Regions from separate parts of the Homo sapiens genome. Here region 2 is linked to region 1. Evidence: chromatin contacts called from ENCODE Hi-C or POLR2A ChIA-PET data. All regions are on one chromosome and are shown on one strand. The core of a region is the stretch at or near the end of the contact, and the rest is flanking DNA. Distances in the headings are between cores, read along the strand shown.

Evidence for each region. A loop is a pair of places that touch in the nucleus more often than their neighbours do. ChIA-PET counts read pairs that join two places held with the same protein, here RNA polymerase II (POLR2A). Pooled maps may share reads with other maps.
Region 2: a map of A673 shows a loop between it and region 1 (7-fold over the local background). The contact joins two enhancer-like sites. A Hi-C loop is called at or near these places in 7 of 168 maps with a recorded cell type or tissue (A673, adrenal gland, heart left ventricle and 3 more) and 1 of 50 pooled maps. POLR2A ChIA-PET finds 5 or more read pairs at or near these places in 8 of 52 experiments (A673, CD4-positive, alpha-beta memory T cell, H1 and 5 more).

The regions. Positions count from the first base shown.
Region 1 is chr3:177,357,173-177,359,886 of GRCh38, forward strand. No RefSeq gene overlaps it. Among named protein-coding and RNA genes, the nearest start is that of LINC00501, 64 kb to the left of the region's middle. RefSeq lists enhancers at 943-1,142, 1,263-1,502, 1,389-1,683, 2,357-2,714, 2,709-2,714. Within about 2 kb of position 1,364, at least 40 of the 41 ENCODE cell types and tissues checked have a DNase peak (open chromatin) inside an H3K27ac peak, as active enhancers do; they include A673, where a contact is called at or near this core.
Region 2 is chr3:177,068,742-177,071,455 of GRCh38, forward strand. All of the region lies in intron 2 of TBL1XR1 (TBL1X/Y related 1), which reads right to left. Among named protein-coding and RNA genes, the nearest start is that of TBL1XR1-AS1, 33 kb to the left of the region's middle. Within about 2 kb of position 1,335, at least 2 of the 41 ENCODE cell types and tissues checked have a DNase peak (open chromatin) inside an H3K27ac peak, as active enhancers do; they include A673, where a contact is called at or near this core.

The DNA.
Region 1 (2,714 bases), core at 114-2,613:
TCAACCAGATAAAATGCTGCTGAGAGACAGCAAGGGGTGCAGACTGAGAAATCATTAGTCTTAGCACTTACTCTTCCATAACCCTCAAAGCTTGTCTAACAGTGATTCTTTTCTGCCTTTCTCCTTCATTATATGATAAATTGCTAGAGGGTTTAGACCTCCTTTTAAATTCACCTTTATCTCTCTGGGCTCAACAGGGTGCCTTAGGAACAGGGTAGACTGCACAGTTCCTGACTGAAAATAACACTGGCAAGGAAACACCCCAAGGTGCTATCAGCTGCCAGATGCCAGAAGGAAATGGAAGGGCCTGGACTGCTCCCTAAAGAGCCTGACCCAGAAGCGGTGTGTAACAGGTTCCACTCAATGCCTTATAGGCTGAAAATTGCTCTGTCTTCTCAGAGCTAGAAAGGGTGTTCAGATAAGGCAGGGTGGGACCCTGACTCATGGACACACAATTAGCCGGCTTTTGTCTTTGAATCTGACTGGAAGTGACTCATGAGCTGGAAAAAAACCCTTTGGAAACAAATGAAGGGGGAAAAAAGGAGGGTAAGCCACGACTGCATTTTACTCTGTTAAAATGCAGATCTGCTGTCCTATAAATGTAGAATACTGTACATTTCCTCAGCCTCCCTCCAACAAAGACCCAGGGGAAATTATTAAGCCTGACAATTCACTCATTTTCTCCAAGATTTTTATTAAATGCAATTTAGAGGGGATAAAGTTTCTTCTCTTTTCTCTTTCTATTCACTTGAATAAGCCCTAATTACCACTAGGGTACAATAAATGGGCTTCTAGAAGTCTGTGGCAATTGGCGATGCTTCCCCTTTAAATTAACCAGTTGAAGCCTCCAGTTTCAACAGCCACCAGGGCACTTCCCGTCCACTCACAACTTGCTCAGTGCAATCTGAAGAGCATTTATTGAGCACCTTGTTATGGGGCACTGACATATGCTGCGGAGGATAGAAGACTTCTCGGGGGGTTATAATGGGGCTGGGGAGCTCTTGAACTCAACTGACATACTGTGTAAGTTAAACTAGTAAATGCCATGGGATTTTTGGATTAGAAGCAACAAAAACACAAACTAGGTTAAACAATAAGAATTTGTGGCAAAAAATAATGGGCTGTCGCAAGGAATCGGGGGCAGGCAGGGCTGTACCAGGGACACAGGAACCGATGCTGCCAATAACATTAGACTCCTGTTGGCCTCAGCGCTCTCTCCCAGCCTGTCTGGCTGTGGCTGAGGCTCTATCTTTGTTTTCTGCTCGATCTTTATCTCTGTTTCTGCCTTCAGATTGGCCTTGCCTCTCCTCTCCTGACCATGGGAAACATGGTCATGTATGTTATAATATCTTGCAGTTTTAGCCCTGGGGAGAAACTGACTTTTTCACTTCCAGTTTCAAAATTTCCCAAGAAGGCTTTTGATTGGATTCAAATATGTCAGCTCTTCCCGCTGGGACCAATCCCCTGTGGCAAGGTGGGGGAGGGAAATTTGAGAAGGGCCGTGAATGGTCCAGCTTAGGTCAGAGGTACAGTTTCCACGTCCCCACCCCCACCCCCGCCCCGTCAACAAAACAGCTCTGCCCTGTAAGCCTGTGGGTGTGGGTGAAGGTGGAAGTGGGTCGGAAGAGGCTGCGGGCTCCACTTTGCCAGGAGTGTAGGGGGAAGGGCTGAGTTGAGGAAACAATGGGTCTAGCACTTCTGCTGACCTTGTTTTCAGAAACAACCACAGGGCCTCTGGCCCCAGTGGAACTTGACTCATAAAGGCGAGAGACTTGACTATTGAAAAAGGTCTCCTATGAAATCTGAATTTCACTTAATCCTCAGAACAACTGTTGAGGGGGTTGTTACTACTCCCATTTTAAGACGCGGGCTGTAGAGAGGGTAACCACCCTGTCCACATTCACACAGCGAACACGTGGTGGGGCAGGGCTCAAGTCCAGGCGATTCCAAAGTCCCCCCGTGCTGTTTGCGCCACGCGGTGCTCCCACCAAGCCCACTCCGCGGGGAGAAAAACCATAGGCCTCGGAGGAGGAGCGGCTCCTCGCAGTGGGGTGGGGCAGAGGCCAGCATGAGGCCTTGTTCACTGGAGGATTCCACAGGCCTGGAACGGAAAGAATGAGAGCTCTGCAGGCAGGCAGAGCCCAGGGCGCCCAGTGCCCCCAGGCTGCGACAGCCAAGTCGGTGGGCGCGCATGGCGGGGCTTGAAGGAAAGGTCCAGAGCCGGTGGGAAAGGCCACGCCCCGGGGTAGAGCGCTTCCTTCCAGATCCCGGCCTTTAACTGCAATTCCGTTTTAAGGGCAACCCTGCCCGGTTCACACCTAGCCTTGAAGATGACAGATTGCACTGTGAGCAATTTGCAGGGTGAGAACGGGAGCCTACGACTCCGCACCTGCACTGCCAGAGCCATAAATGCAGCAAATCATGGCCTATAAAATGTCACCACTGCTGAAGTGCAATTTTCCAGGGGTCTTCTGCAGAGGGAACTCCACCACGGAGAGCGACCCTCGGCTCTGCAGCCTAAGAGGAAGGCCCCTGCAGGGTGGGGGAGGGAACAGGGAGGTCTTCCTCCCCATCCCCTTCGTGCCACTGCTCCCCCCTTTGTGACCCCACTCTGCCACGTGGTAAAAGCTTCCGGGGGGAGGCATTAGTTATTTCTGTCTGAGGAGTTTTTGACCAAACGTAAACATCAGAGGAGCGGGAACCCGAGCCCCGCC
Region 2 (2,714 bases), core at 85-2,584, 290 kb before region 1:
CAACTGTGATCCTCGATTACATAATTTTAAATCTAGATGACTGAAAAAAACAGTGAAAGAGTTATGGACACAAAGAAAGAAATAAGATTATCTTCTTAAATCTCCTAGCTATAGCACATTTTTAAGAGATCTGGACACTCTTTGCATGATCTAAAGTCAAATGTGTAATCGAAATTACTTTATCTTACAAACATAACTTAGTCCAAAACTAAAGTATAATTATAACTTAGATGTGACGAACTTAAATTACTTTTCCTTCTCTCTTTCATTGGAATCCAGAGCTCGGATGTAAATTAAAAATAACATCTTGGATGGCCTATATGATTTTAGACAAGTGATGCAAATTTTCTGGGTCTCTGTGTCATCTATAAAATGAGAAAATGGAATCAGACAGTCTCCTCTACTTCTAAACTTCAAAGACGTGAGTCAGTATATGTCACAGAGTTGTATATAGGAACCTTGCAAGCTACCTGAGAGTATGAGGTCATAAAGCAATTTTTAAGAAAGCATTTTTATAGGCCTAAAAAATGTATTAGAAGACCAAAATCAGGGTCAGATCTCAGACAGACATCTCCAGGAATCAGGAAAAGGGAAAACAATAAGCTCATCTCATTAAGAAATATTTCAGTACCTACTGCACATGATGTTTATTAAGACTTATCAACCTTTATAAACACCAACATATAAAGACATAAAAAAAACAGTACACCAGCTGGGCATGGTGGCTTACACTTATAATCCCAGCACTTTGGGAGGCCAAGGCAGGCAGATCACCTGAGGTCAGGAGTTTGACACCAGCCTGATCAACATGGTGAAACCCCATCTCTACAAAAAAAAATACAAAAAAATTACCCAGGCATGGTGGCGCAGGCCTGTAATCTCAGCTACTCGGGAGGCTGAAGAATGAGAATTGCTTGAACCCGGGAGGTGGAGGTTACAGTGAGCCGAGATCGCACCACTGCAGTCCAGCCTGGGCAACAGAGGAAAACTCTGACGAAAGAAAAGAAAGAAAGGAAAGGAAAGAAAGGAAGGAAAGGAAGGAAAAGGAAGGAAAGGAAGGAAGGAAGGAAGGAAGGAAGGAAGGAAGGAAGGAAGGAAGGAAGGAAGGAAGGAAAAACAACACACCAAATCAATTATTCATTAGTTAACTGAGACTTCTAGTATCAAACTGGTTTCAACTGTGATCTAAGCCAGGGATCTGCAAACTACAGCCTGTATGTCAAATTCAACCTGTCACCTATATTTGTATAGCCCACAGGTAAGAATGGTTTTCACAAAATGCTTTTTTAAAAAACAGAATATTTGTTGTTTATTTGATGATAGGGAACACTGACTCATAATCTCAATTAAGCAATTTTTTAAAAGTCTCAGCAAAGCTCTTGAGGCTTGAAAGCAGTAAACTAGCATCCATTATATGATGAGTCACTTTGATTTAAGTCCAAGAGTCATTAGCTACAAATTTATTTCTTTTTATACCCAAAAGACCTCTGATGAGCTGCCTCATTGCCCACAGACATTGACTTCAACTTCCTAAATGTATAAAAGTGATTATTTACACAGATTATAACTAAGATCCTTCTAAAACATAAAAATACATATCCTAGGAAATAATAAATATGTATGGAATAACTGAATAAATTACAGTCAAGGTATATCAACAGGGGAACAAAGAAGGACAAGAAATGAAAATGCTAAGAGATAAGAAGATAGGTCATACTTCTGGTACATATTTTCAATAACTAAGCAGTAATCAGTCACAGAACTTAAGGTAAAGCAATGTCAGTCTGGCAAAGAATTAGAAAGTCAGACACGAAAAATAAAAATTGGCCAGGTGCGGTGGCTCACATCTGTAATCCTAGCACTTTGGGGGGCCGAGGCGGGTGGATCACCTGAGGTCAGGAGTTCAGGGCCAGCCTGGCCAACGTGGCGAAACCCCATCTCTACTAAAATACAAAAATTAGCCAGCATGAGGCAGGTGCCTGTAATCCCAGTTACTCAGGACGCTGAGATGGGAGAATCGCTTGAACCCAGGAGACGGTAGCTGCAGTGAGCTGAGATTGCACCACTGCACTCCAGCCTGGGCAGCTAAGCAAGACTCCGTCTCAAAAAAAAAATAAATAAATAAATAAAAATAAACTAAAATCAAGATCTGTCAAAATCTGTCTGACTAGCATAAAATACTGAGTGTGTCTGAATAGGAATCTGTATTACAATAGAAAGCTAATGAGACTTTATCAACTAAAACTAACTACTTATTCTAGCTTTGGAACAGACATGTTCTGAGAATCTGTTTTTTTTTTTTTTTTTGAGACAGAGTTTTGCTCTGTTGCCCAGGCTAGAGTGTGGTGGTGCGATCTCGGCTCACTGCAAGCTCCGCCTCCCAGGTTCACGCCATTCTACTGCCTTAGCCTCCCGAGCAGCTGGGACTATAGGCACCCGCCACCGTGCCCGGCTAATTTTTTGTATTTTCAGTAGAGACGGGGTTTCATCTAAGAATCTCAAAGAGTGGAACACATGCTAAAGCTTTACAAGGACAGTTAATCACCTGAATAGATAGGAACTCTGCTTAAAACTCAAATATTATAGGAAGAACAAAGAGAAAAGGAGGCCAGGGTAATAAATACTACCCACAGTAATGTTTATGAAACACTGTATTAGAAGAAGATGTGGTTATTCCTTGGTTCCTCATGAGGGAAAAAAATCCTACGTAACTC